Regions from separate parts of the Homo sapiens genome. Here region 2 is linked to region 1. Evidence: read pairs that join two places in POLR2A ChIA-PET (ENCODE). Cell type or tissue: OCI-LY7. All regions are shown on one strand. Links, peaks and the distances in the headings refer to the core of each region. The heading gives the core; the rest is flanking DNA. Region 1 has its middle 13 kb from the start of RLN1. Region 2 has its middle 27 kb from the start of RLN2.

What was found. Peaks named below come from ENCODE experiments on the same cell type or tissue, not always from the same donor. Only the 100,000 strongest peaks of a DNase experiment are listed, where the experiment ranks them.
Region 2: POLR2A ChIA-PET joins it to region 1 with 7 read pairs; 2 of 35 experiments call an interaction of 5 or more read pairs at or near these places.

The regions. Positions count from the first base shown.
Region 1 is chr9:5,319,884-5,333,875 of GRCh38, reverse strand. It overlaps a transcript of RLN2 not described here. Among named protein-coding and RNA genes, the nearest start is that of RLN1, 13 kb to the left of the region's middle. RefSeq lists an enhancer at 6,125-6,625. In OCI-LY7, for the core only: no CTCF peak of the experiment used is centred there; no DNase peak of the experiment used is centred there.
Region 2 is chr9:5,270,063-5,286,078 of GRCh38, reverse strand. No RefSeq gene overlaps it. Among named protein-coding and RNA genes, the nearest start is that of RLN2, 27 kb to the left of the region's middle. In OCI-LY7, for the core only: no CTCF peak of the experiment used is centred there; a DNase peak (open chromatin) is centred at 7,418.

The DNA of each region.
Region 1 (13,992 bases), core at 1,386-9,385:
GATTTGTGTATGTTGTACCAACCTTGCATCCTGGGGATAAAGCCGTCTTGATTGGGGTGGATAAGCTTTTTGATGTGCTGCTGGATTTTGCTTGCCAGTGTTTATTGAGGATTTTTGCATCGATGTTCATCAGGGATATTGGCCTGAAGTTTTCTTTTTTTTGTTGTATGTCTGCCAGGTTTTGGTATCAGGATGATGCTGTCCTCATAGAATGAGTTAGGGAGAGGTCCCTCCTTTTCAGTTGTTTCGAATCATTTCAGAAGAAATGGTACCAGCTCTTCTTTGTACTTCTGGTAGAATTCAGCTGTAAATCCATCAGGACCTGGGCTGTTTTTGGTTAGTAGGCTGTTCATTACTGCCTCAATTTCAGAACTCATTGTCTATTCAGGGATTCAGCTTCTTCCTGGTTCAGTCTTGAGAGGGTGTATGTGTCCAGGAATGTACCCATTTCTTCTAGATTTTCCAGTTTATTTGCATAGAGGTGTTTGTAGTGTTCTCTGATGGTTGTTTGTATTTCTGTGGGTTCAGTGGTAGTATCCCCCTTATCATTTGGATTGTGTTTATTTGAATCTTCTCCTTTTTCTTCTTTATCAGTGTTGTAGGATGAGGCGGAACCTATGAACAGGCAGAGGCCAGAGAAATGGTATTTCCTTCTGTCATCTTATGTGAAGAAAAGTGCATGAGCGCATTTTCTCATGGGTTGATTTATCTGTGACCATTAATAAGAAGTCCACCATTTTGTTTTGTAGTCCTCCCCTTCATACGCATCACTAAAATATTTGCTTCCAGGATAGAAGTTTACTCAATAGAGAACATAGAATGAGATTAAATTTTAAGCTTCTGGTTAATACTGTGATCTTGTTTTCTTGTGTTTTAGTAGAAGAATATTATCATTGCCTTTATCCTTACTGTGATGTATGAATCACTTGAAAGTGTACAACATTAAGAATGAGAATCATGGCCGGGCGCGGTGGCTCATGCCTGAAATCCCAGTACTTTGGGAGGCCGAGGCAGGTGGATCACCTGAGGTCAGGAGTTCGAGACCATCCTGGCTAACATGGTGAAACCCCGTTTCTACTAAAAATACAGAAAATTAGCCAGGAGTGGTGGTGTGCGCCTGTAATCCCAGCTACTCGGGAGGCTGAGGCAGGAGAATCGCTTGAACCCGGGAGTTGCAGTAAGCTGAGATTGCGCCATTGCACTGCAGCTTAGGCATCAAGAGTGAAACACTGTATCACATTAAAAAAAAAAAAAAGCACATTCAGTGACCCCTCAACTTGCTCCATAACAAAGCATCAAGTATTGGTGAAATAAATTGTTCCAATCTGCTGTCTGTTTAAAATTATCCAATGCCACCTTCCATGTGTTACATTGAGACCAATAATGATGTAAATTCAACAAAATAAACCTTATTTCTAGCCAGGCTTCCAGCACCAGTTATCCAGGGGACAATACTATTTTTTCTGCTAGGGTTTGGTTTGTCCTATAAATTTCTTTATTCAATTTTTAAAAATCTTTTATTGATTAGATTTTTTATTGAAAAAGTAATACATGCACTTCATATAGAAAGCTTCAGAGTACAAAAGCGTATAAAAATGAAAGCCAGTCTACTTCTGCACATACAAACATATGTACATATATGCATCTTTCCTTATAAAAAAGGGAGTACACCTGCACACCACTGTGAGTCTTACTTTTTAAAATTTCAACAAATTAAATTGGGAAATAATTTCATTTCCACACACGTAGATCAGTTTTGTTTTTTTAATTGACTTAATATTATTTCAATATATGAGTATACACTAAATTTTTTATCCTATCTCTTATAATAGACATTTGCCTTCATCCCATTTTTTTCATTAACACAAATAATACTACAATGGACACCCTTATACTTGTATACATTTGCATACTGTGCATGTATTTTCATAATATACATTTCTAGAATGGGAATTACTTAGTCAAGGATAAATACATTTTTCATATTAATAGATACTGCAAAATTGTGCCCTCCAAAGAGGTTGCACCAGTTTATTTATTTATTTTTCTTTGTTTGTTTATTATACTTTAAGTTCTAGGGTACATGTGCACAACGTGCAGGTTTGTTACACAGGTATATATGTGCCATGTTGGTTTGCCGCACCCATCAACTCATCATTTGTATTAGGTATTTCTCCTAATGCTATCCCTCCCACAGCCCCCCACCCCCCTAGATGCCCCTGTGTGTGATGTTCCCCACCCTGTGTCCATGTGTTCTCATTGTTCAATTCCCACCTATGGGTGAGAACATGCAGTGTTTGGTTTTCTGTTCTTGTGAGAGTTTGCTTAGAATGATGGTTTCCAACTTCATCCATGTCCCTGCAAAGGACATGAACTCATCCTTTTTTATGGCTGCATAGTATTCCATGGTGTATATGTGCCACGTTTTCTTAATCCAGTCTATCATTGATGGACATTTGGGTTGGTCTTTGCTATTGTGAATAGTGCCACAATAAACATATGTGTGCATGTGTCTTTATAGTAGCGTGATTTATTGAGGATTTTCTCATCGATGTTCATCAGGGTATTGGCCTAAAATCTCTTTTTTTATTGTGTCTCTACCAGGCTTTCAGGATGATGCTAGCCCCATAAAATGAGTTAGGGAGGATTCCCTCTTTTTCTGTTGATGGAAATAGTTTCAGAAGGAATGGTACCAGCTCCTTTTTATACCTCTGGTAGAATTTGGCTGTGAATCCATCTGGTCCTGGACATTTTTTGGTCGGTAGGCTATTAATTATTGCCTCAATTTCAGAACCTGTTATTGGTGTATTCAGAGATTCAACTTCTTCCTGGTTTAGTCTTGGGAGGGTATACATGTCCAGGAATTTATCCATTTCTTCTAGATTTTCTAGTTTATTTGCGTAGAGGTGTTCATAGTATTCTCTGATGGTAGTTTGTATTTCTGTGGGATCAGTGGTGATACCCCCTTTATCATTTTTCATTGCATCTCTTTGATTCTTCTCTCTTTTCTTCTTAATTAGTGTTGCTAGTGGTCTATCTATTTTGTTGATCTTTTCAAAAAACCAGCTCCTGGATTCATTGATGTTTTGAAGGTTTTTTTTTTTTTTTTGTCTCTCTATCTCCTTCAGTTCTGCTCTGATCTTAGTTATTTCTTGCCTTCTGCTAGCTAGCTTTTGAATTTGTTTGCTCTTGCCTCTCTAATTCTTCTTCTTCTTTTTTCTTTTTTTTTTTTTTTTTTGAGATGGAGTCTTGCTCTGTCGCCCAGGCTGGAGTGCAGTGGTGTGATCTTGGCTCACTGCAAGCTCTGCCTCCCCAGTTCATGCCGTTCTCCTGCCTCAGCCTCCAGAGTAGCTGGGACTACAGGCCCCCGCCACCATGCCTGGCTAATTTTTTGTATTTTTAGTAGAGATGGGGTTTCACTGTGTGAGGCAGGATGGTCTCGATCTCCTGACCTCGTGATCTGCCCTCCTCTGCCTCCCAAAGTGCTGGGATGACAGGCGTGAGCCACCACACCCGGCCTCTCTAATTCTTTTAATTGTGATGTTAGAGTGTCAATTTTAGATCTCTCCTGCTTTCTTTTATGGGCATTTAGTGCTATAAATTTTCTTCTACACACTGCTTTAAAATGTCCCAGAGATTCTGGTACATTGTGTCTTTGTTCTCATTGGTTTCAAAGAACTTCTTTATTTATGCCTTCATTTCGTTACTTACCCAGTAGTCATTCAGGAGCAGGTTGTTCAGTTTCCATGTAGTTGTGCAGTTTTGAGTGAGTTTCTTAATCCTGAGTTCTAATTTGATTGCACTGTGGTCTGAGAGACAGTTTGTTGTGATATCTGTTCTTTTGCATTTGCTGAGGAGTGTTTTACTACAAATTATGTGGTCAATTTTATAATAAATGCGATGAGGTGCTGAGAAGAATGTATATTCTGTTGATTTGGGGTGTAGAATTTTGTAGATGTCTATTAGGTCTGCTTGGTGCAGAGCTGAGTTCAAGTCCTGGATATCCTTGTTAACCTTCTGTCTCATTGATCTGTCTATTATTGACAGTGGGGTGTTAAAGTCTCCCATTATTATTGTGTGGGAGTCTAAGTCTCTTTATATGTCTCTAAGGACTTGTTTTATGAATCTGGGTGCTCCTGTATTGGGTCCATATATATTTAGGATAGTGAGCTCTTCTTGGTGAATTGATCCCTTTACCATTATGTAGTGGCCTTCTTTGTCTCTTTTGATCTTTGTTGATTTAAAGTCTGTTTTATCAGAGACTAGGATTGCAACTCCTGCATTTTTTTTTTTCTCTCCGTTTCCTTGGTAGATCTTCCTCCATCCCTTTGTTTTGAGCCTATGTGTGTCTTTGCACATGAGATGGGTCTCCTGAATACAGCACACCAAGGGGTCTTGACTCTTTATCCAGTTTGCCAGTCTGTCTCTTTTAGTTGGGGTATTTAGCTCATTTACATTTAAGGTTAATATTGTTATGTTTAAATTTGATCCCATCATTATGATGTTAGCTGGTTATTTTGCCTGTTAATTGATGCAGTTTCTTTTCTTTTTTTTTTTTTTTTTTTTGAGATGGAGTCTCGCTCTGTCGCCCAGGCCGGACTGCGGACTGCAGTGGTGCAATCTCGGCTCACTGCAAGCTCCGCTTCCCGGGTTCACGCCATTCTCCTGCCTCAGCCTCCCGAGTAGCTGGGACTACAGGCGCCCGCCACCGCGCCCGGCTAATTTTTTGTATTTTTAGTAGAGACGGGGTTTCACCTTGTTAGCCAGGATGGTCTCGATCTCCTGACCTCATGATCCACCCGCCTCGGCCTCCCAAAGTGTTGGGATTACAGGCGTGAGCCACCGCACCCGGCCGATGCAGTTTCTTCATAGCATTGATGGTCTTTACCATTTGGCACGTTTTTGCAGTGGCTGGTACTGGTTGTTCCTTTCCATGTTTAGTGCTTCCTTCAGGAAATCTCGTAAGGCAGCCCTGATGGTGACAAAATCTCTCAGCATTTTCTTGTCTGTAAAGGATTTTATTTCTCCTTCACTTATGAAGCTTAGTTTGGCTGGATATGAGATTCTGATTGTTGAAAATTCTAGCTGATGGTTGAAAATTCTTTCTTTAAGAATGTTGAATATTGGCCCCCGCTCTCCTCTGGCTTGTAGAGTTTCTGCCGAGAGATCCGCTGTTAGTCTGATGGGCTTCCCTTTGTTGGTAACCTGACCTTTCTCTCTGGCTGCCCTTAACATTTTTTCCTTCATTTCAACCTTGGTGAATCTGACAATTATGTGTCTTGGGGTTGCTCTTCTCGAGGAGTATCTTTGTGGTGGTCTCTGTATTTCCTGAATTTGAATGTTGGCCTGCCTTGCTAGATTAGGGAAGTTCTCGTGGATAATATCCTGAAGAGTGTTTTCTAACTTGGTTCCATTCTCCCCGTCACTTCCAGTACACCAAACTAACGTATATTTGTTCTTTTCACATAGTCCCATATTTCTTGGAGGCTTTGTTCATTTCTTTTCACTCTTTTTTCTCTAATCTTGTCTTCTCACTTTATTTCATTAATTTGATCTTCAATCACTGATATCCTTTCTTCCACTTGATCGAATCAGCAATTGAAGCTTGTGCATGCGTCACGAAGTTCTCATGGCATGGTTTTCAGCTCCATCAGGTCATTTAAGATCTTCTCTACACTGTTTATTCTAGTTAGCCATTCGTCTAACTTTTTTTCAAGGTTTTTAACTTACTTGGGATGGGTTAGAACATGCTCCTTTAGCTAGGAGAAGTTTGTTATTACCAACCTTCTGAAGCCTACTTCTGTCAACTTGTCGAACTCATTCTCTGTCCAGTTTTGTTCCCTTGCTGCTGAGAAGGTGTGATCCTTTGGAGAAGTGGTGCTCTGTTTTTTGGAATTTTCAGCTTTTCTGCTCTGGTTTCTCCCTATCTTTGCGGTTTTATCTACTTTTGGTCTTTGATGTTGGTGACCTACAAATGGGGTTTTGTTGTGGATGTCCTTTTTGTTGATGTTGATGCTATTCATTTCCGTTTATTAGTTTTCCTTCTAACAGTCAGACCCCTCAGCTGCAGGTGTGTTGGAGTTTGCCAGAAGTCCACTCTAGAACCTATTTGCCTGGGTATCACCAGTGGAGGCTACAGAACAGCAAATATTACTGCCTGATCTTTCCTCTGGAAGCTTCATCCCAGAGGGGCACCTGCCTGTTTGAAGTGTCTGTCAGCCCCTACTGGGAGGTGTTTCCCAGTCAGGCTACACAGGGGTCAGGGACCTGCTTGAGGAGGCAGTCTGTCCATTCCCAAAGCTCGAATGCCGTGCTGAGAGAACCACTGCTCTCTTTAGAGTTGTCAGACAGGGACGTTTAAGTCTGCAGAAGTTGTCTGCTGCCTTTTGTTCTACTATGCCCTGCCGCTAGAGGTGGAGTCTACAAAGGCTGGTGGGCCTTGTTGAGCTGCGGTGGACTCCACCCAGTTTGTGCTTCCTAGCCTCTTTGTTTACACTGTGAGCTACTCAAGCCTCAGCAATGGTGGATGCCCCTCCCCCCATCAAGCTGCTGCGTAGCCGGTCGATCTCAGACTGCTGCGCTAGTAGTGAGCAAGGCTCCTTGGGCATGGGACCTGCCTAGCCAGGCAAAGGAGGGTATCTCCTGGTCTGCGGTTGCTAAGACTGTTGGAAAAGGGCACTATTTGGTCATGAGTGTACCCTTTCTCCAGCTACAGTCTGTTATGGCTTCCCTTGGCTAGGAAAGGGAAATCCTCCCCAACCTTGCATTTCCCGGGTGAGGTGACACCTCGCCCTGCTTCAGCTCACCCTCTGTGGGCTGCCCCCACTGTTCAACCAGTTCCAGTGAAATGAACCAGGCACCTCAGTTGGAAGTGCAGAAATCACCTGTCTTCTGCATCAATCTCACTGGGAGTTGCAGACTGGAGCTGTTCCTATTGGGCCATTTGGAAGTGACCAGTTTTTTATTTTATATTTTTAATGCCCCTTCCTCATTTCTGTTATCAATTTTTTCTTGTCAAGACATTTGCCTTCTATTTCAATACTTAGTATTTACTTTACAACTAATTCTGATTTGTGCTAACCATCATTTCTTCCTAAATTTAAAAAACATTAAGGACTTAATTTTCCTGTCCTCCTTTTACACTTTATAAAAATTTTGAAGCTGATTTAAACAAGAACGCTAAAAATAGTCTGTCATGCTGATTCAGATCACTATTTGACATAAATCAGGTGGAGACCTGGGCATTCTCTGTTTGATGCCCTCCCCCCTTGTCCCCACCTGGCTCCTCCATACCCTGCTCTTCCTTGTCCATCACTGCCCTATGCTCTGAGTCTGACCCTCCACACTGCATTTCCCAGGCTCCCACACTCTGGCTTCTGATGGAGATCAGCCAGTCTGGGTACCAGCAGGAGTCTTTAGGGTGGGGAGACAGTGAGTTTAGGTATGTGGTCTGCCTATGGCAGTGGGTTCCTAAGCCACAGATCCTTTTAGGCAGTACCACTTCAGTGGCTCCACCTGTCACTGGATCTGCTTAATACTGTTTCCTTCTTCCCCTTCTAGCCTAAAAGAGTTAATGGTTTCCTGCTACTGTCAGCCCCTGGGTGCCTTTTCATCCCTTGAGGTTACCATTGACACTACTCAAACAAAATAATGGTATGTTTGTGTTTTTGTTATAAACAATTTTAAAAAATTTAACAGAAACCTGCATTTATAAGGAACACTAAAAAGGTCCATTTTAAAATAATTGTTTATTAAACTGTAACAAGGTTTCTAGCAATTTTAGATTGAATGTGATGCTCCTAAACTGCTTTAATACATGCCATAATTACAAATTAAATTTTTGGGTCAGACTTCATTATAACTGTGGTAATTTAAAAAAATCCACACTTGAAATGAGACAAGTGTCTGTTGACTAAAGAGAAAAGAACTTTCCAGTGTGTTACATGGATTTTACAACAGAGAAGCTGCTTCCACAATAGAATTGATGTTCCCTTGACATCGCCTTTGGGAAGGAAAAATTAAAAAAAAATTGATGTCACCTTTCAGATATAGATATTGCAACCTTAAAGAATTTATAGAACTACAACCCTTGTCTTCACCTAGAACATAAATTAAGATGATATTGGCTTGTGAATACCCATTTTCCTCATATAACAATTAACAAATTTACATCAAACCGAAGTGAATAATGCTGGCTTATTTTATTTATAAGTAGTATATCTTGTTTTTAGATGAAAGGCTCTGCTTAAAAGATATTTTTTTGAGACCAAGTCTTCCTGTTCATCTGTGAAGCTTATTTGGTATATTGTAGTCATTTCTAATCTTTCTTTGTGATACAGGCCATAGAACTGTGCTAGAGGTTAACAATCTTAATTACGAGTTCTCTCTATTGCTTTATTAAGCTCTCTTGTTTGTTCTATTGTGTATTTACCTCATTCTGAGTGCCATGCAAAACAAAATAGTGTTAGACAAAGTTTTAATGTGAACAAATTAATGCAGTTTTCTAGAAAAGCATAATCTAGTTTTTTTTTCTAGCCTTTCCTATTTTTAAAATTCTTGTTGCCTTTCTTATTTCTTTATGTCTTTGATGGACTTCCAGTAGTTTCTGTGACTTGAGCTTATAGTCCTGTGTCTTGTGTAGACTGGGTAATGGAACACTAAGCTTGTATACTTGCAAATGACAGCCTTAAATTCCCCTATCGGCCACCTGTCCCCACAAAATAATAGTAATAATTAAGGCCAGCAATAGCAGTTATTTTTCCTTAAAAAATAAAATTTTAAAGTAAAAATGTTATATTATTATTTTTAAGCCAACTGTCTTAAGATCTTATCTAACTTGGTTTCTGGGGTTTTTGAGGGTAAAGTTTCCCAACACCCCACTTCTCCTACACTTATCCTTATACTTAGGCATGAATTTGCAAAGCAACGCCTCAGAATATTTCTGGAAAAATTACGTTGGAATTACATCATATGGCTGAATAGCAGTGCAATTGAATATGTTGAGTTTTTTATTTGTGTCTTCACCTTTGTTTATGTTAAGGATAGAACCCCAAAGAGAATAATACTGGTTTACTTATTCCATGCTTATTACACAATAATAATACGCCAGCCTCTGTACTATTCAATGAGGATATAAAGGTGAAAAGGCAAGGTTGCGTACTTTTATAATATTTATATGTTCTGGTGGTTCAAATTATTTTACTCAGTGCTTTTCTTAGAAGAAGAAATATTTGGATGATGTTCAGTAAACACAAATTTTGTGTTATCTTTGAATCTGTTTGGTAGGTTTATGATGTTAAATTCCTGGTTAGGTTCAGTTCAAGTATATTTACCAAAGACAAATTAGAAATACAGGGACCATCAGGTTAGGGATTTATTTCATTATGGTAATAGGATTATGTCATTGGAATTGGAATTTATTTTACACTTGGTCTGATTTTTAAATCATTTTACATGACTTAAATGTCAAATTATAATGTAAAATGATTATTTTCAGTTATGCACCCCACAATTTGAAGCCACATTTGTTTTGAGGGAATTTTGAATATGAAGACCTCTGAGTATTAGAAGTTATATTGAGTGGGGATTATGCGTAATTTTCCTCTCTTGGAAAATCTATCTGTGATTATATATTTTCTTTTTAATGTACATAAACAAGTAAAAAACACAAGGAGAACTTCAGCTGTAGACCCTGCACTTTAACATTAGTAACTGCTAATCTACCCACAAATATTGGTGATTTTTTTTGCACATATAACAATAAAAATGACTACCACCACCTTAAGAGCTGATTGGAATTACATCTTTTATTTATTTATTTATTTATTTTGAGACAGAGTCTTACTCTGTTGCCCAGACTGGAGTGCAGTGGTGTGATCTTGGCTCACTGCAACCTCTGCCTTTGGGTTCAAGTGATTCTCCTTCCTCAGCCTCCTGGGTAGCTGGGACTACAGGCACATATCAACACACCTGGCTAACCTTAGGTATTTTTAGTAGACACGCAGTTTAGCCATGTTGGCCAGGTTGGTCTTGAACTCCTGACCTCAAGTGAATCCATCCACCTCGGCCTCCCAAATTGCTGGGATTACAGGCATGAGCCACCGTGCCTGGCCTGTGTATTTTAATTCCATATTTTGCATATATTTTTAGTATTTAAACATTTGCATATTTAAAGACATTAGTACACTTACAAGTAAGGGAAATTCTATTAGGTTAGATATTTTAAAACCTCTGAAAATCAATTCATTTCTAAGTAATAGTTTGTTGCTGTGTACCTTTAATAAGTACAGCAATTAGAGCTTTCATATTCAAGAACAGTCAGTTGCAAGGACTGGACACCCTAAAAATGCACAACTCTAAAGAAAAGGGAAAAAATCTGCCTATTGAGCCATATAAAAGGGAAGAACAAGTAACCTTATATAACAGAAGTTATATAAGATGAAATAATGATGATGACAAGGAATTTGTTTTCTTTATATATTTTATTAGGAGAAAAACTACTGTAGGAGAGGGAAAATTGCTTCTGTGTACCCTTTGAGGTTTTTTGGCTGGTCTATGAATTAAATTGATATTAGACAGATTAAAAGGAGAAAAAAACATTTAATTACTCACATATGCACAGGAGTCCCACCAAAATATGAGACTCCAGGAAGCAGCCAGATGACTGAGACAGATACTATCTTAAGCTAGAGTAAGGAATAGGAATAAGGATTTGGGGGTACTGGGGAGTGGTAGAGATGAATTGTGGGAAGGCGAGAGGAGGAAATGTGTGGTGAATAAAGGTTACCTTGCTATGCAGATAAAAGTCTCTCCAGTGAGAAAAAGTTATCTATGAGTAACTCTCTTTCTGGCAAAGATAGATACATTTACTAATAAAAATGTCCTTTACAAATGGGAAATTATACTTTAAGCAGATGGGGAGGCGAAGTGCTTTTTCTGCATTGACTGGTTCTCAGTTTCTTTTAGCTCAAAATAATACATCAAAGTGGCATATTTTGGGATGACTTGTTCTGATCCCATCACTACTTGGTGGTAAAATGCTACCCAATATTATAACATCATGTGGCGCCTTCTTTTAAAAAGTCTTTAAACATGATATAATTTCCTCAAAGCTTTATGATGTAAAATGAGGTATCTCAGATATGGACATCTCCAGTGAGAGGATCCCAAAGGCTTTATACCCCCATATTCTATTGTGGGTTGGGATGCAGTGGAGAAGAAATGCCAGGATGTTTGTAGCTTTATCAAATTGAAAACTTAGAGCATCTAATTATTACTCACTTAGAAATCAAATTGTTCTCTGTGGACTTCCTTCTCCAAGGAGATTCAAAGCACTTGCTACAAAAAAAAGGAAGATCACAGCTTGCTTCTCTGTTTTCCTTCCTACAGGCAAAACCTTGTGTCACTTGGTTGGCTTAACAGAATTAACTTCTCTCCTTGGATTGCTTGTCGTTGTTTTTATGTAGTTCAGTAACTATTAAATACTTTTCATCTGTGATTAAAAGCATATTGCTTCTGGAGGGTCCCTGGCATGCTGCAGTCCTATGACTGGGCAGCAGGTTTCTCACCTTCCTAAATCTGAGCAGTAAAGCCCTGCTGGAGGGTAACTCACCCCTGATGTTTCTCCTTTGGGGGTTGCTGAGTGGTAAGGGTGCAGCTGCTGCCCTATCAGCTTTCCCAGAGTCACAAAGAGAAGCTCCCACTTGGAAGGGATCTTATTCATTGTCTGCTCCCGTTTTGCTGTCCATCCACTGATATCCTAATCTACCTGCTCTACTCCTCAGTGTGGTTCAGGCTTTGCTGTACCCATCCATTCGGATTTGGGCACCAAGCTACAGAGTTCCTATTTGCACAGATCTCAGCTATGTCCTCCTTCAAATTCTATACCTTCCTGTTCTAGTTTTGAAATAAAAGGAAATAAGGAGGAGAAGAAAGTGACCATCGTTCTCAGGGCTGCCTCAAAGCTAGAGATAGAGAAGAGGAGCAAGCTCACAAACTCCAGTGTACTGAGCACAGCTGACACCAAGGGCAGCCAATGCTCCCTGTATCTTTATGCTCTGTAAGTTCAGTGACCTGAGGGCAGCACCTGGGACAGCTGCTTGCAGTGTTCTTGCTTTCTCCTTTTTCCTTAGCCACAGTGCATGTGTTTAGGCAGATGCCTCCAAGCCACAGACCATTGCTTGCTTCCTTCTTCCCTCCCTCCCTCTTCCCTCCTTTTTCTTCCTCTTTTTCTCCATTGCTTCCCCCCACCCTGCATCCCTTCCCTCCATCCCTCCTTCCTTCCTGCCTTATTTCCTTCCTTTTTTCAACAAATATTTGATTAACACTTATCTAAGGTGATTGGGACACAGAATTGTGCTCAGTCACTGCTCATATACAGCCTACATTTAGTAAAAATGACAGACAGTATCTAAAGAAATACAAAGTGTAAATCAAGCTAAGTGCTATGATGAACATTAAGGCTGGATGGAGAGTCAGGGAAGAGCTGTCTTTGGGAAAGAAGTATTTGAATAAAAACGTGAATAAAATGAGGGGAAAGCCATGTGCAAGATGAGGTAATAAGCACACTCACTTCTTTGATCTTACCTGGAAGAAAGTCCATGAGCTCATTTTCTAATGGGTTGGTTCAATCTGTTGCCACTAGGAGGAAGCCTACAATTTTGTTTTGTGGCCTTCACATTCATACTTACCACTAAAATATTTGCTTCCAGCATCAAAATTTACTCATATGAGAAAGTAAGATTGGAATTTAAACTTTTGGTTAAAACTGTGATTTTCAAAAATTCTGCTTTAGTAGAAGAATAGTCTTATGTTTGCCTTTATTGTTACTGTGAAGTATGAATCACATTGAACTGTATAATTTTAAGATGAGAATCATGTTGTGATTCTTCAACTCACTGAAAATGAAGTGCTGCCTAATTTTGATGAGATAAATTGTTCCAGTCTTTGTTGCAGTTGTAGATTTATCCATAGCTGGCTTCCATCTGTTACATTCAGATGATAATGATAAAATTCATCATTTCTACCCAGTCTTCCAGCACAGAGTAGCTAGAAGACAGAACTATCTTTCTTCCAGGTTTGTGTGCTTCTTCAAAAAGTCTTTATTTAGTATTTTTAAATGCCCTCTGAATATAAAGAGTCTTTAAATGCAATACTAAAAATAACTTTTCATATGTGAAAATGTTTCATTTAAATTATTTTTGTGTGGCTGGGCATGGTGGCTCATGCCTATAATCCCAGCACTTTGGGAGGCTGAGGTGGGCGGATCCCCTGAGGTCAGAAGTTTGAGAGCAGCCTGGCCCACATGGTGAAACTCCATCTCTACTAAAAACACAAAACGTAGCCGCGTGTGGTGGTACACACCTGTCGTTCCAGCTACTTAGGAGGCTGAGGCAGGAGAATCACTTGAACCTGAGAGGTGGAGGTTGCAGTGAGCCGAGATCATGACACTGCACTCCAGCCTAGGCGACAGAGTGGCACCCTGTGTCAAAAAATTAAAAAATAAATAATTTTGTTGTGTCCTTGTTAGTGTCCAAAATTCACTGGAGAGATTCTTTCAGAATTGTAAAGTTTAATTAAAAGTGTTAGGTTTGCCGGGTGTGGTGGCTCACACCTGTAATCCCAGCACATTGGGAGGCCGAGGAGGGCGGATCACCTGAGATCAGGAGTTTGAGACCAGCCTGGCCCACACGGTGAAACCCCATCTCTACTAAAACTACAAAAATTAGCCAGATGTGGTGGCAGGTGCCTGTAATCCTTACTACTTGGGAGGCTGAGGCAGGAGAATGGCTTGAATCCGGGAGGCAGAGGTTGCAGTGAACCGAGATTGTGCCACCTCACTCTGGTCTGGGTGACAGAGTGATACTCCGTCTTAAAAAAAAAAAAAAAAGTGTTAGCTTAGAGGATGAACCTTAGTGCATTTCTTAATGGTATCTGATCAAATAAAAAAATTAAGTTTAAGAACATCTTTAAAGGTGCTTCTTTCACCTGCTC
Region 2 (16,016 bases), core at 3,619-11,618, 50 kb after region 1:
AACTGCCTATTTTTAATTATTTGGAGTACATACCTAGGAATGGAATTGCTGGATCATGTGGTCTTTCTACTTTTAACTTTTTGAGGAACCACCCTACTGTCTTCTCTACCCTACTGTCTTCCACAGAAGCTACACCACTTTACATTTCCACCAATAGTGCATGAATGTTTCAATTTTTCTACATCTCTGACATTTGTTATTTTCCTTTTTGCATTAGAGCCATCCTAATGGACGTGATGTAGTATATCATTGGGCTCTTTTCTTTTTCTTTTATTGTATTATTTTCAATTGACAGATCATAATTATATACATTCATGGGGTATAATGTGATGTTTTGATATATGTATACAATGTGGAATTATTAAATCAAGCTAATTAACACATTCATCACCTTGCTGACCTATCATTTTTTATGAGACACTTGAAATGTACTCTCTTAGCTATTTTGAAATATATTATACATTATTATTGACTATAGACCCCCTGCTGTGCAACAGCTCTTGAAATCTATTCCTCTTGTCATCTGAACCTTTGCACCCTTTGATCAATAACTCCCTATTAGAGAGGAGATGTCATCAAGATGGCTGGCTAGAGGTGCCCAGCATTCACCTTCTTCACAAAGAAGGGCAAAAATAACAAGTATATAACCATACATCAAATAGAGGTTCTAGGGGAGAATAACAGAATTCAGCAAGACTCTTTAAGGCATGGAAACTTGGGATGGCAGCATAGGGAGGTAGGCAAAGCATCTGGTTGGGATCTACTCAGAGCCAAGAAGGACTCTTTATTGCAGGGAAAAGATAAGTGGAAGATCCCGGGAAGTTCATATTCCTACCACAGACACCTGTAATCCTAACTGCAGGAGAGCCCTATAATCCTCACAGGCCTTGAGTTCAGGGTAGAGAGCTGCCTGGAATCCACGTGACTGCATTACTCCAGGGAGGAAATCACACTGATGCTCCCAGAATTTCCAGGACTCAGACTGCTGCAGCATGTGCCATTTTGAGAATGAAACCACTGTCAGAGCACATTCTGCCCAGGGGCCAATGACCCCATACATCTGTACATCCCTAGTGCTTTGCCATTATCCCATCACATCCACGCAAAAGGCTGCAGTACCATGACTCCAGCTGGGCCCAGCAGTGCAGCCATGAACCCATGCACCCGAGCCCACACATCATCACCCGGCATCCCAGGTAACAAGTTAACCAGCACAAGGGGCAGGCTAACCCCAATACAGAAGGAGCTGATGCACATGCTCCCCAGAGCCTGAGAGCTGACCCTCTCGAGCAGGAGAGCCACCGTGCACTTATTTGGACCCACTGGGAGTCCAAGGATCAGACCACTTGGGGTCTGCACCAACTGGTGACACCCCACCCCACAGCAGCGGAGCCTCTTCACACTTTCCCAGGCCTTTAGTTTTTCCTCTTGTCTGATTGCCCTAGCTGGGACTTCCAGTACTGTGTTAAATAACAGGGGTGAAAGTGGGCATCCTTGTCATGTTCCAGATCTTAGAGCAAAGGCCTTCAGTTTTTCCACAGTCAATATTATATTAGCTGTGGGTGTGTTGTACATGTTTTTTTTTCTTCTTCTTTTGGTTTCTTTCAAAATTTTCTGTCTTTGATTTTCTACAGTTTGAATATGTTGTATCTAGCTGTAGATTAGTATTTATCCTCTTTGACATTCTCTGCACTTCCTGGATTTGTGGTTTGGTGTCTGACATTTATTTGGGCAAATTATTAGTCATTATTTCTTAAATGTTTCTCAGTTCTTTTCTCCTTTCCTTCTCTTTGTGGCATTCCTACAATTCATATGTTATACCTTTTGTGCTCGTTCTACAGTTCTTGTATATTGTATTCCATTCTTTAAAGTTTCTTTTTTATTTTTGCCTTATCATTTGAGAGGTTTCTATGACATATCCTTAAGGCCCTGGTACTTTCCTTGACTGCATTCAATCTATGATAAGTGTATCAAAAGCATTTTTAAATTTCTGTTAGTGTTTTAAATTTCTGTCATTTAAAAAATCTTTCTTAGAGCATCTATCACTTTACTTACATTATGCTTCTGTGCATGCATGTAGTCGACTCCATTAGAGACCTTAGTACAGTAATCACAGTTATTTTAAATTCCCAGTCTGATATTTCCAAAATTTCTGCCATATCTGGGTCTGGTCTGATGCTTTTTGTATTTTCAAATTGTATTTTTTGCCTTTTAGTATACTTTGTAATGTTTGTTAAAAGCCAAACATGATGGGTAAAGGACCTGATGTAAATAGGTCTTTGGTATATTTAACTTATGTTGTAGCTGTAAGTCTCAGAGGCTAAAATTCTCTGATGTCTTTGCTTTTGTCTCCCCTGTTATCTTTGAATATTCCCAAAGACTTCTTAAATAAGGTCTGAGGCTTACAGTTCTTTTGCTTGTAAGCCACTGTTATTATTTAGGGTGCAATTGATGTGATTGCAAGGTAGGTGTGTGGGGGGAGGAGATATGGGTTTTATAGTCCTAGAATTAGGTCTCTTATTTTTAGTGAGCCCATTCTGCTTTCTACTTCTATGAGATGTAGAAATACTCTTCAAGATGCCACTTATGAGTGAGATCATGCAATATTTTTCTGTGTCTGACTTATTTCTCTTAATATACAGTCATTGAGGTTTACCCATATTGTCACAATGACGGGAATTTCTCCTTTTTTATGGCTGATAGTATTCCATTGCACATATAAAGTGCATTATCTCTAGTTGATGGACACTTAAGTTGATCTCATATATTGGTTATTATGAATACTGCTAGAGAAAACACGGGAATGCAGATACTTCTTTGATAGTCTGATTGAATTTCTTTTGGATATATGCCCAGTGGTGGACTTGCTAGATTATATAGTGTTATATTTTAAAATTTTTGAGGAACCTCTATACTGTTTTCCATAATGGCTGTACTAATTTACATTCCCACGAACAGTGTGTAATGAAGGACAAAAGGAAACGTTTTTTCTTCTTCTTCACCTTAGCAGGAAATTTTCTAGTATCCAACCATTTAGTACAATATGAACTATGGGTTTTCTGTAGATATTCTTTATCAAGTGAGGATGTTCTCCTCTATTCCTAGTTGGCTGAAAGCTTTTATTATGCACGAGTGTTGGATTTATCAAATGTTTCCTCAGAATTTGTTGATATAATCATGCGATGTTTTCTCTTTAGCCTGTTAGTATGATGTATTGCATAAGTTGATTTTCTTTTTTTTTCACCATTTATTTTTATGTATTTATTGATTTATTTATTCTTTTAGTATACTTTAAGTTCTGGGTTACATGTGCAGAACATGCAGATTTGTTACATAGGTATACATGTGCCATGGTGGTTTGCTGCACCCATCAACCCGTCATCTAGGTTTCAAGCCCTGCATGCATTAGATATTTCTCCTAATGCTATCCCTCCCCTTGCCCCCAACCCCCAACAGGCTCCAGTATGTGATGTTCCCCTCCCTGTGTCCACGTATTCTCATTGTTCAACCCCCATTTATGAGTGAGAACATGTGGTGTTTGGTTTTCTTTTCCTGTATGAGTTTGCTGAGGATGATGGTTCCCAGCTTCATCCATGTCCCTGCGAAGGACACGAACTCATCGTTTTTTATGGCTGCATAGTATTCCATGGTGTATATGTGCCACGTTTTCTTTATCCAGTCGATCATTGATGGACATCTGGGTTGGTTCCAAGTCCTTGCTATTGTAAATACTGCTACAATAAACATATGTGTGCATGTGTCTTTATAGTAGAATGATTTATAATCCTTTGGGTATATGCCCAGTAATGGGATTGCTGGGTCAAATGGTATTTCTAGTTCTAGATCCTTGAGGAATCTCCACTCTGCTTCCACAATGGTTGAACTAATTTACACTCCCACCAACAGTGTAAAAGCATTCCTATTTCTCTACATCCTCTCTAGCACCTGTTGTTTCCTGACTTTTTAATGATTGCCATTCTAACTGGCATGAGATGGTATCTCATTGTGGTTTTGATTTGCATTTCTCTAATGACCAGTGACGATGAGCTTTTTTTCATATGTTTATCGGCCACAGAAATGTCTTCTTTTAAGAATTGCCTGTACATATCCTTTGCCCACTTTTTGATGGGGTTGTTTTTTTTTCTGGTAAATTTAAGTACTTTGTAGATTCTGGATATTAGCCCTTTGTCAGATGGGTAGATTGCAAAAATTTTCTCCCATTCTGTAGGTTGCCTGTTCACTCTGATGATAGTTTCATTTGCTGTGCAGAAGCTCTTTAGTTTAATGAGATCCGATTTGTCAATTTTGGCTTTCGTTGCCATTGCTTTTGGTGTTTTAGTCATGAAGTCCTTGCCCATGCCTATGTCCTGAATGGTATTGCCTAGGTTTCCTTCTAGGGTTTTTATGGCTTTAGGTCTTACGTTTAAGCCTTTAATCCATCTTGAGTTAGTTTTTGTGTAAGATGTAAGGAAGGGGTCCAGTTTCAGTTTTCTGCATATGCCTAGCCAGTTTTCCCAACACTGTTTATTAAATAGGGAATTCTTTCCCCATTGCTTGTTTTTGTCAGGTTTGTTGAAAATCAGATGGTTCTAGATGTGTGGTTTATTTCTGAGGCCTCTAATCTGTTCCATTGGTCTATATATCTGTTTTGGTACCAGTACCATGCTGTTTTGGTTACTGTAGCCTTGTAGTATAGCTTGAAGACAGGTAGCGTGATGCCTCCAGTTTTGTTCTTTTTGCTTAGGATTGCCTTGGATATGCGGGCTCTTTTTTTGATTCCATATGAAATTTAAAGTAGTTTTTTCTAATTCTGTGAAGAAAGTCAATGGTAGCTTGATAGGAATAGCATTGAATGTATAAATTTCTTTGGGCAGTATGGCCATTTTCATGATATGGATTCTTCATATCCATGAGCATGGAATGTTTTTCCATTTGTTTGTGTCCTCTCTTATTTCCTTGATCAGTAGTTTGTAGTTCTCCTTGAAGAGGTCCTTCACATCCCTTGTAAGTTTTATTCCTAGGTATTTTATTGTCTTTGTAGCAATTGTGAATGGGAGTTCACTCATGACTTGGCTCTCTGTTTGTCTATAATTGGTTTATAGGAATGCTTGTGATTTTTGCACATTGATTTTGTATCCTGAGACTTTGCTGAAGTTGCTTGTCAGCTTAAGGAGATTTTGGGCTGAGATGATGGGGTTTTCTAAATATACAAACATGTCATCTGCCAACAGAGACCATTTGTCTTCCTCTCTTTCTATTTGAATACTATTTCTTTCTTTCTCTTGCCTGATTGCCCTGGCCAGAACTTCCAATACTATTTTGAATAAGAGTGGTGAGAGAGGGCATCCTTGTCTTGTGCCAGTTTTCAAAGGGAATGCTTCCAGCTTTTGCCCATTCGGTATGATATTGGCTGTGGGTTTGTCATAAATAGTTACATGTTCCATCTATACCTAGTTTATTGAGTGTTGTTAGCATAAAGGGGTGTTGGATTTTGTCGAAGGCCTTTTCTGCATCTACTGAGATAATCATGTGGTTTTTGTCATTGGTTCTGTTTATGTGCTGGATTACGTTTATTGATTTGTGTATGTTGAACCAGCCTTACATCTCAGGGATGAAGCCGACTTGATAATTGGGGATAAGCTTTTTGATGTGCTGCCAGTATTTGTATTGAGTATTTCCACATCGATGTTCATCAGGGATATTGGCCTGAAATTGTCTTTTTTTGTTGTGTCTCTACCAGGATTTTGTATCAGGATGATGCTGGCCTTATAAAATGAGTTATTGAGGAATCCCTCTTTTTATATTGTTTGGAATAGTTTCAGAAGAAATGGTACCAGCTCCTCCTTGTACCTCTGGTAGAATTCGGCTGTGAATCCATCTGGTCCTGGGCTTTTTTTGGTTGGTAGGCTATTAATTACTCCCTCAATTTCAGAACTTGTTATTGGTCTATTCAGGGATTTGACTTCTTTCTAGTTCAGTCATGTTGGCATGAGTTGATTTTCTTTTGGTGAATCGGACCTGTGTACCTTGGACATGGTGTGTAATTCTTTTTTTTGAGATGGAGTCTCTGTCACCAGGCTGGAGTGCAGTGGTATGATCTCGGCTCACTGCAACCTCTGCCTCCCACGTTCAAGTGATTTTCCTACCTCAGCCTCCCAAGTAGCTGGGACTACAGGTGCGCACAACCATGCCCAGCTAATTTTTATATTTTTAGTAGAGACGTGGTTTCATCATGTTGGCCAGGATGGTCTCGATCTCTTGACCTTGTGATTTACCCACCTCAGCCTCCCACAGTGCTAGGATTACAGGCGTGAGCCACCGCACCTGGCTGTATAATTCTTTTTAAACATTATTGGATTCGATGCGCTAATATTTTGTTGATAATTATCTCATATTTATCTCATAAATATGTTTATGAGATATATTGGTTTTCAGTGTTCTTTTCTTGTAGCGTCTTTGTCTGGTTTTGGTATAGGATAATGCTGGCATCATAGAATGAGTTAAAAAGCATTCACTTTACCTCTAGTTTTTGCAAGAGATTATAGAAAATTGATATAATTTCTTCCAAATAGTTTGGCATACATTATCATTATACCCTTCTAGCACTGGTACTTTCTGCTTTGGAAGATTATTAAGTATTGAATTGATTTTTTTTTTTTCAGATGGACTCTTGCTGTGTCTCCCAGGCTGGAGTGCAGTGGCACGATCTCAGCTCACTGCAACCTCCTCCCCCCAGGTTCAAGCAACTCTTGTGCCTCAGCCTCCCGAGTAGCTGGGATTGCAAGCACGCACCCCCATGCCCAGTTAATTTTTGTATTTTTAGTACAGACAGGGTTTGGCCATGATGGCCAGGCTGATCTCAAAGTCCTGACCTCAAGTGATCCACCCGCCTCAGCCTCTCAAAGTCCTGAGATTACAGGCATGAGCCACTGTGCACGGCCCTCTCTTATTTCTGATATTACTAAATGGCAATTTGTGTCTTCTTTTTTTTTTCTTCGTTAGCCTGGTTAGAGGCTTATCAAGTTTACTGATCTTACCAAAGAACCAGTTTCTGATTTAGTAGATTTTCTTTATTCATTACTGTTTTTAATATTATTAATAATTGGTCTAATTTTTATTATTTCTTATCCTCTGCTTACCTTGGATTTAATTTGCTCTTTTCTTTTCTTTTTTGGTTTCCTAAAGTGAATGCTTCGATGATTGGTTTTAGATCTTTCTTCTGTTAAAAGAAAAAACTTTATACAAATTAAGTTTAACAGAATTTATTTGGGAAAAGAACAATTATCAAACAAGGCAGAACCCAGAACCAGAATACATTCAGAGTGACTCCAGGGCTGCCACATGGTCAGTAACATTCATAGACATAAAAAAAGGAAGTGATGTACAGAAAACAGAAGTGAAGTACAGAAACAGGTGGATTGGTTGCAAGTAGGTGTTTGCCTTATCTGAACACAATTGTACAAGTTGGCTGCCTGTGAATGACCAAAACTCAGCTGCTATGATTTGCTGAGACTTGGCTACTTGTTACAAGAGTAGATCACAGTCTGTTTACACATCAAGTTAGGTTACACTTTACTATGTACAGAGAGACGTTTAGGTGAAACTTAAACTATGTATGGAGGCAGGTTTAGGCCAAACTGAATTCAATTTAACACTTTTTTCCTAATGCATGGATTCAATACCATAAATTTCCCTCTAAGAATATGTTTGCTGCCTCCCACTAATTTTTATAAATGGTATTTTCATTTTCATTTAGCTTTCATTTAGTTTCATTTTAATGTATTCATTAAATATAAACAAAAATTTTTTTTGTTTCTCTCGAAAGTTCTTCTTTGACCCATGTATTACTTAGAAGTATATTGTTTAATCTCCAAGTATTGTAGGATTTTCCAGGTATCTTAATTCCAATGTGTTCTGAGAGCACACATTCTCTGATTTCCCTTCTTCTAAATTGAAGATATACTCTATGACCCAGAATGTGCTCTGTCGTGATGAATGTTCTGTGTGAGCTTGAGAAGAATGTGTACTCTGCTTAGATGAAATAGTCTTAAAAGTCTATTATATCCAGGTGATTTATCATGTTTTTGAGTTATTAATGATTTTCTGCCTATTGGATATGTGTATTTCTGATATAGGGATGTTGAAGTCTCCAACAGTGGGTTAATCTATTTCTCTTTCCAGTTCTATCAGCATTGCCTGTCATATATGATGCTCTGTTGTTAGCCACATATGTGTTCAGAATTGTTAAGACTTCTTGGAGAATTGAACTCTTAATCATGATGTAGTATCCCTGAGTGGCCACTGGTTACATTTCTTGCTCTGAAGTCTACTCTGTCTGAAATTATTATAGCTATTGCTGTTTTCTTTTGATTCGTATTAGCATGGTATCTCTATCTCAATCCATTTACTTTTCTATATATGTGTCATATTTATTTATTTTCTTTCCAAGTTTTAGGTTCAGGGGATGCATGTGCAGGTTTGTTACATGGGTAAAATGTATGTCATGGGGGTTTGCTGTAGATTATTTTGTTACCTAGGTAATAAGCATAGTACCTGATATGTAGTTTTTCAATCCTCATCCTTTACCCACTATTCATCCTAAATTAGACCATGGTGTCTCTTCTTTCCTTCTTTGTGTCCATCCATGTGTATTCAATAATTCGCACACACTTATAAGTAAGAACATGCAGTGCTTGGTTTTCTGTTCCTGTGTTAATTCACTTAGGATAATGGCCTTCAGGTCCATCTGTATTGCTAAAAGTACATGATCTCATTTTTTTTAATGGTTACATAGTACTTCATGGTGTATACATACCACATTTTCTTTATCCAACTCACCATTGATGGGCATTTAGGTTGATTCCATGTCTTTGCTATTGTGAGAGTGCTGCAATGAACATAAGTGTGCATGTGTCTTTATGGTAGAACCATTTATACTCCTCTGGGTACATACCCAGTAATGAGATTGCTGGGTCAAATGGCTGTTCTGTTTCAAGTTCTTTGAAAAATCTCCAAACTGCTTTTCACAGTGACTGAACTAACTTGCATTCCCAACAGCAGTGTATAAGAGTTCCCTTTTCTCTGCAACCTTGTCAGCATCTGTTATTTTTTGACTTTTTAGTAATTGCAATTCTGATTGGTATGAGATGGTAACTCATTGTGGTTTTGATTTGCATTTCTCTAACGATTAGTGAAGTTGAGCATTTTTTTCATTTGTTTGTGGGCCACATGTAGGTCTTCTTTTGAAAAGTGTCTGTTCATGTCCTTTGTCTATTTTTGAATGGGTTTTTTGTCTTTCATTTGTTAATTTGTTTAAGTTTCTTATAGATTCTGGATATTAGACCTTTGTTGGATGCACAGTTTGCAAGTATTTTCTCCCATTCTATAGGTAGTCTGTTTACTCTGTGGATAGTTTCTTTTGCTGTGCAGAAGCTCTTTAGTTTAATTAGGTCCCATTTATCAATTTTTGTTTTTGTTGCAATTGCTTTAAGAGTCTTCATCAAGAAATCTTTGCCAGGGTTCATGTCTAGAGTAACATTTCCTAGCTTTTCTTTTACGGTTTTTATAGTTTTTGGTTTTCCATTTAAGTACATTAAGTACTTAATCCATCTTGAGTTGATTTTTGTATATGGTGAAAGGAAGGGGTCCAGTTTCAACCTTCTGCATATGGCTAGCTAGTTACCTCAGCACCATTTATTGAATAGGGAGTCCTTTCTCCATTGCTTGTAATTTATAAGGAAAAGAGGTTTATTTGGCTCATGGTTCTGCAGGCTATACAAGAAGCATGGTGCTGGCATCTGCTTGGCTTCTGGTGAGGGCCTCAGGCTGCTTCCACTCATGGCAGAAGGTAAAAGAGAGCTGGTCTGTGCAGAGATCAAATGACAAGAAGAAGCAAGAGAGAGAGGGGAAGTGTCAGGCTCTTTCTAATAACCAGCTCTCATGGGACCTAACAGAGCAAGAACTCACTCACTACCCCTCCTCAGGGAGGGCATTTATCTACTTATGAGGGATCTGTCCCCATGACCCAAACACCTCTCATTAGGCCCTACCTCCAACATATGGGATCACATTTCAACATGAGGTTTAGAAGGACAAACATCCAAACTATAGCAAGCTGAAAAAAATCTTTAAAGTATCTGGATCAGGGCTACTCTCAGTGGGGTGCCGTTAAAATGCATATTTAGCCTGATGAGGTTCCATTTGTAGGTGACCAGTCCCTCCTCTTTAGCTGCCTTTAATATATTTTTTTTTGCATTGACTTTGGAGAATGTGATGACTCTTTCTTAGGGATAGTTGTTTTGTATAGTATTTTATAGGCATTCTCTGAATTTCTTGAATTTGAATGTCTTTCTCTCTAGTGAGGTTGGGGAAATTTTCATGGACAATATCCTCAGATGTGTTTTCCATCTTGGTTGCTCTCTTTCCCTCTCTTTCAGAGAAACCAAAGAGTTGTAGATTTGGTCTTTCTATGTAATCTCATATTTCTCAGAGCTTCTGTTTATTCTTTTTAATTTTTAATTTTCTTTTTCTGACTAAGTCTATTTGAAGAACCAGTCTTTGAGCTCTGAGATTTATTTCCTCAGCTTGGTCAATTCTTCTGTTAATACTTCCAATTATATTATGAAGTTCTTCTTATAGTGAGTTTTTCAGCTCTATTAGATTAGTTTGGTTGTTTCTTAAAATGGCTATTTTATTTTTCAGCTTTTGTTTCATTTTATTGGATTCTTGGTATTTCTTGGATTCGGGTTTCACTTTGTCCTGAATCTTGATTATCTTCACTGCTATCCAGACTTTTAATTCTATGTCTATAATTTCAATCATTTTATCCTGGTTAAGAACAACTGCTGGGTAGCTAGTGTGGTCATTTGGAGGTAAGAAGACACTGTGGCTTTTTGAGTTGCCAAGGTTCTTTTGCTGACCCTTTATCATCTGTGTGGGCTGATGTTACTTTAGTCTTTGTGATAATCAAACAAAATGTAATGGATAAAAGGAATTGTGACAAATAGTAAGAATCGTAATGGCGTAGGTGTAGGGGAAGGGGAAGCATTCATAGTCTTATTATTAGCTCTTAGTGGTTAGTAAGTTTGTCCCTCTAGACTGAGAACTTCACAACTTCTCCTCAGGTGACCACCTTTTCTGTTTAGGTGTGACAGGATTGCTAGAGTGCATTTGAATTGGATATATCTTTTCCTCTTCATTGGTTAGGCTCTAGAAAAAAATAGCAACCCAATAGTTTAGCTTGTGGTAAAGTAGTTTCTCTTGAGGTCAGGTCTTATTAAGAAGACCAGAATACTCTGGCATATTTCAAAAAGGTTATGTTTCCTCTCCTCTGTCAGAAGCATTAGAATATTCTTCAAAATATTCACTGTGGAACCTGGCAGAACTCCTAAAGTTAAAAAATTGTCCAGGCCTCCTATAACTCAGACCCCATGGAAGCGTTAATTCTTAGAATTATCCACAGGGCCCCCCCACAGCAATTCATTCATTACGGTTGAGGTTTCCTACCCCAGTGCTGGTTCCCATAGAGGTTTCTTCCCATGGGTTTCTTCTCTAGTAACTTGTGATTCTCTGTATTTGCCTGTCACTCTCTCCAATTTTGGAGGCAAAATGTGCCTTAAATTTCCACTTCTGTCATGAGTCTAAGAGTTGTTAATTTTTCAGTTTGTCAAGCTTTTTCCTTATTGTCAGAATGAAATAGTGACTTCTTACATGCCAGCCTGGATGCTGAGTCTCCCAAAATAATTTTTTAAAAAGAAAATTCAACATTAAATGGAGAGTGGGAAATTTATTTTTAAGTAAGCAATGACTTGTTCTCCTTAGATACTCACACTGTAAAAGTGCCTCCCAAACCTCAGTTCCGAGAAGCCTCTTCCAAACTGCTTGCCATAGGGAAAACACATCTAAAAGCCATGACTCCAACTATCCCTTAGCTTTAAACAGTTATTATTTGACCAGTTACCTGATGCTCACCATTTGAGGAATGATGACAAAACCTTCCTCCAATTTGCAGAAAATTAGATCATACTTTTTAGTGGGAACTAATATATTTACTAGTTTGCTTCAGAAATATCCTAACTTATATCAAATTATTAGACTCTTCTGTGGGAACAGAGCTAAACTAAGTAGATTTTGAACTCAAACACATCAGGTGTAAAAACATTGAACCTCTTTGCATTTAAAAGATCAATGTATAATTTGATAGTCTTCTACAGCATCCATTGCCTAGAAAATTATGTTGATTTGTTTAACATTTAAAAATGATAAAAATTTACTCTTTCTCATACAAAACACACAGAGAATACAGGAAGTGATCATGTGTATTAACTATTTTGCAAGAATATGTGTTGCCAACGTGTTCTCTCTGGATTGTGGAATTCTACTGTTTTTTTGGTTTGGATCATAATCCTAAAAGACATAATCCTGGATGCCATAATTCTGAATCCCTAAAAATACAAATCTCTAAAGTTGAAATCCTTAATGTCTAAAATCCCTAACATCTGAAATGCCCACAATCACTCTCACAGGACAGTTGCATTATATTAAATGAAACTATTACCTTGTTATTCTTTTTATTTGGAATTTAAGAATGGTTTAAGGAGATGTGTGTGGCTGCCAAGTTGACAATTAAGTCTTGTGGACTTAATTTTAGGTGTCAACTTGACCAGATTAAGGAATATCCAGAAATCTGGCAAAGTATTATTTTGGGTGTGTCTGTGAGGGTTTTTCCAGAAGAGATTAGTGTGTGAATCTCAATGGACTATGTACAGAAGATCTGGCCTCAGTGTTGGTGGGCAACAATCTATCAGCCCAGGGCTAGGAGACAACAAACACAGAAGGCAAATTGGTCTCTGAGAGCTGGGATAGACATTTCTTCTGCTCTTTGGGTATCAGAAATTTGGTTCCACTAAAGTCCATTATCACACCACTGACTTTGTGTGTTAACATTCTGCATGTATGTGAAAACACTGAAACTTCCTCAATAAATGAAAAGATGTCCTTTTTGTAAATCTGCATTTGTGAAAGATGAAATTTCTCAAGATTTCAGCTCTTTGAGTGATTGAATATGTGATGGCCCTTCATGGTTTTTGCTTGTTCTCCTCCAAACACTTAGGTGTACATCATGTCATTTCAGAGGATTGCAGTTATAAAGCTGGGTGCATACAATCACCAATCATAGTGAAATACATTGTACAATTCACTTTATGGCCTTTAAAAAAAATGAATACAGTTCATCTGCCCATACTCATGCAACTACCATAGGTATATCTGAGTGTTCATGCTTGCAAAAGTATGTATGCTATTATTGTCTATTTTATTGTGCAGTGTGGCCTATAAAATGTTCTCTTGTATTTTTATATTTTCAGATATATCCCTCTTTAAAATGTAAATAAGTGTCTTTTAAATAATTGTATATTATTTTTCCTAGAATTATATTTTTGGGATTTTGATCTTACAGGATTAGAATTTTTGAGATTTTTGGCTTTATAGATTTTGATCTCTCAGGATTTCAACAACTGGGATGATGGTGTTTGGGATTGTCTTTCAGAATTATGATCATCCTCCCCTGTAATTTTATGGTGTGTGTGTGTTTGCTAGGGGTGTGTGTTTTCCAATCTCTAAGGGTAAATACAATTTCCAATTTAAATAATCACAACTGTTATCAATCAACCAATTGCCCAGAGGAGTCAGAGGAAAGTATGAAATTACTAGAAACTGATAGAATCTGATTTCCCACCACTGTAAAAAGTAAAAAGACCCCAAGTCAATACTTCACTAAGACTTAAGATCAACTCTAGAGGCCCCTGTATTTTCTCAACCTTGTCAGGATCTTTGGAGGGCAGACGCCCCATCCACCAGTCATAACCACAGTCCAAACACTCTGTTGGAGATCCCATTGGCTGCTCACACTCAGTCCCCACTCTACTGTGGTGGTAAAGATCGGATTTTTATTTTGTAATGTGTTTCTATTGAAAGGGTCTCACTGAGAATCTCACCAAGGGAAGGAAAGTTGTGGAAACAGCAAGCTGCCTGACTGAGAGGCTCTCGGTGCTCTTCTCACCAAGGAGGGTGAAGCTTTGGGGAGGAAGTGCTGCCTAGAGACCTGAAGGAGGTAGGGTGCATTACAGTACTGTCTTCATGTTACATCAATGTATTAGTTTATTTTCACACTGCTATAAAGAAATACCTGAGACTGGGTAATTTACAAAGAAAAGAGGTTTAATTGATTCACAGTTCTACATGGCTGGGGAGGCCCCAGAAAACTTACAATTATGGCAGAGGGTGAAAGGAAAGCAAAGCATGTCTTACATGGCAGCAGGAGAGAGCAAGGAGGAAAGTGCCACACTTTTAAACCATCAGATCTTATGAGAACTCACTCACTATCACAAGAACAGCATAGGGAAATCCACCCTATGATCCAATCACCTCCCATGACATCTCTCCTCTTATGTGTGGGGATTACAATTTGACATGAAATTTAGGGGGGGACACAGAGCCAAACCACATCATTCTGCCCCGGCCCCTCCCAAATCTCATGTCCTTCTCACATTGCAAAATACAATTATCCCATCTTAACAGTTCCCCAAAGTCTTAACTCATTCCAGCGCTAACTCGAAAGTCCAAGTCCAAAGTCTCATCTGAGACAAGGCAAGTCCCTTCTGCCTATGAACCTGTAAACATAAAAAAACAAGTTAATTGCTTTCAAGATATAAGGCAGGTACAGGCCTTGGGTAAATGCTCCCATTCCAAATAAGAGAAATGGGCCGAAACAAAGGGGCTACAGGCCCCAAGCAAGTATGAACCCCAGTAGGGCAGTCATTAAATCTTAAAGCTCCAATATAATCTCCTTTGACTCCGTATCTCACATCCAGGTCACGCTAATGCAAGAGGTGGGCTCCCAAGGCTCTGGGCGGCTCTGCCCCCATGGCTCTGCAGAATACAGCCCCTGAGGCTGCTTTCATGGGCTGGTGTTGGGTGCCTGCAGCTTTTCCAGGCCTATGGTGCAAACTGTTGATGGATCTACCATTCTGGCATCTGGAGAAAGGTGGTCCTCTTCTCACAGCTGCACTAGACAGTGTCCTAGTGGGGATTCTGTGTGGAGGCTTCAACCCTACGTTTCCCCTCTGCAGTTCCTAGTAGAGGTTCTCCATGAGGGCTCTGTCCCTACAACCTACTTCTGCCTGAAAATCCAGGTGTTTTCATACATTCTCTGAAATCTAGGTGGAGGTTCCCAAACCTCATCTATCACACTCTGCACACCTGCAGGCCCAACACCTGTGGAAGCTCTCAAGGCTTGGGGCTTGCACCCTCGGAAGAAGTGACCTGAGCTATACCTTGGCTCCTTTTAGCCACAGCTGGAGCTGGAGCAGCTGGGATGCAGGGCATCATGTCCCAAGGCTGCACAGAGCAGTGGGGCCCTGGGCCTGGCCCACGAAACCATTTTTCCATCCTAGGCCTCTAGACCTGTGATGGAGGTGTGGGGGTGCTGCCCTGAATATCTCTGAAGTTCCCTGGAGACATTTTCCCCATAGTTAAGAGATGTGTGACTATATAGATAGATAGAAAGATACCCAGAATTGCGACAGAAAATTATTAGCTAGGAAACATGTAATCTTTATTCATAGATAGAAAACTGGATCTCAAGAAAAGCCAGTTATTTCTGATAAAAGTGAAGACAGAGTATGTTCAAAATAGGTAAACTCAAATGAGTTATCAACTAGCTACTGTATCTCTTAGTACGAGTAAGTACTTTAAAATAAATCCTCCCTGGCTGCCACTTTCATGAGGCAGATGTATATAATGTCATTCTACTTCGTGGTGACCTCTTAAAGAGACCTATACTCATCTATACAGAGATACCATTCAGACAACTATGGATTACTGGAGGGTCCATGGAAAGAAAGGAGCAAGCTATTTTATAAAATGATGACATCTTAAGGAATATGTGAGCTGGAAAGGAGTTCCATAGATAAATTTGATTAGGAAGGCGTATAAAATTTTTGAAGAGTGGCAATTGT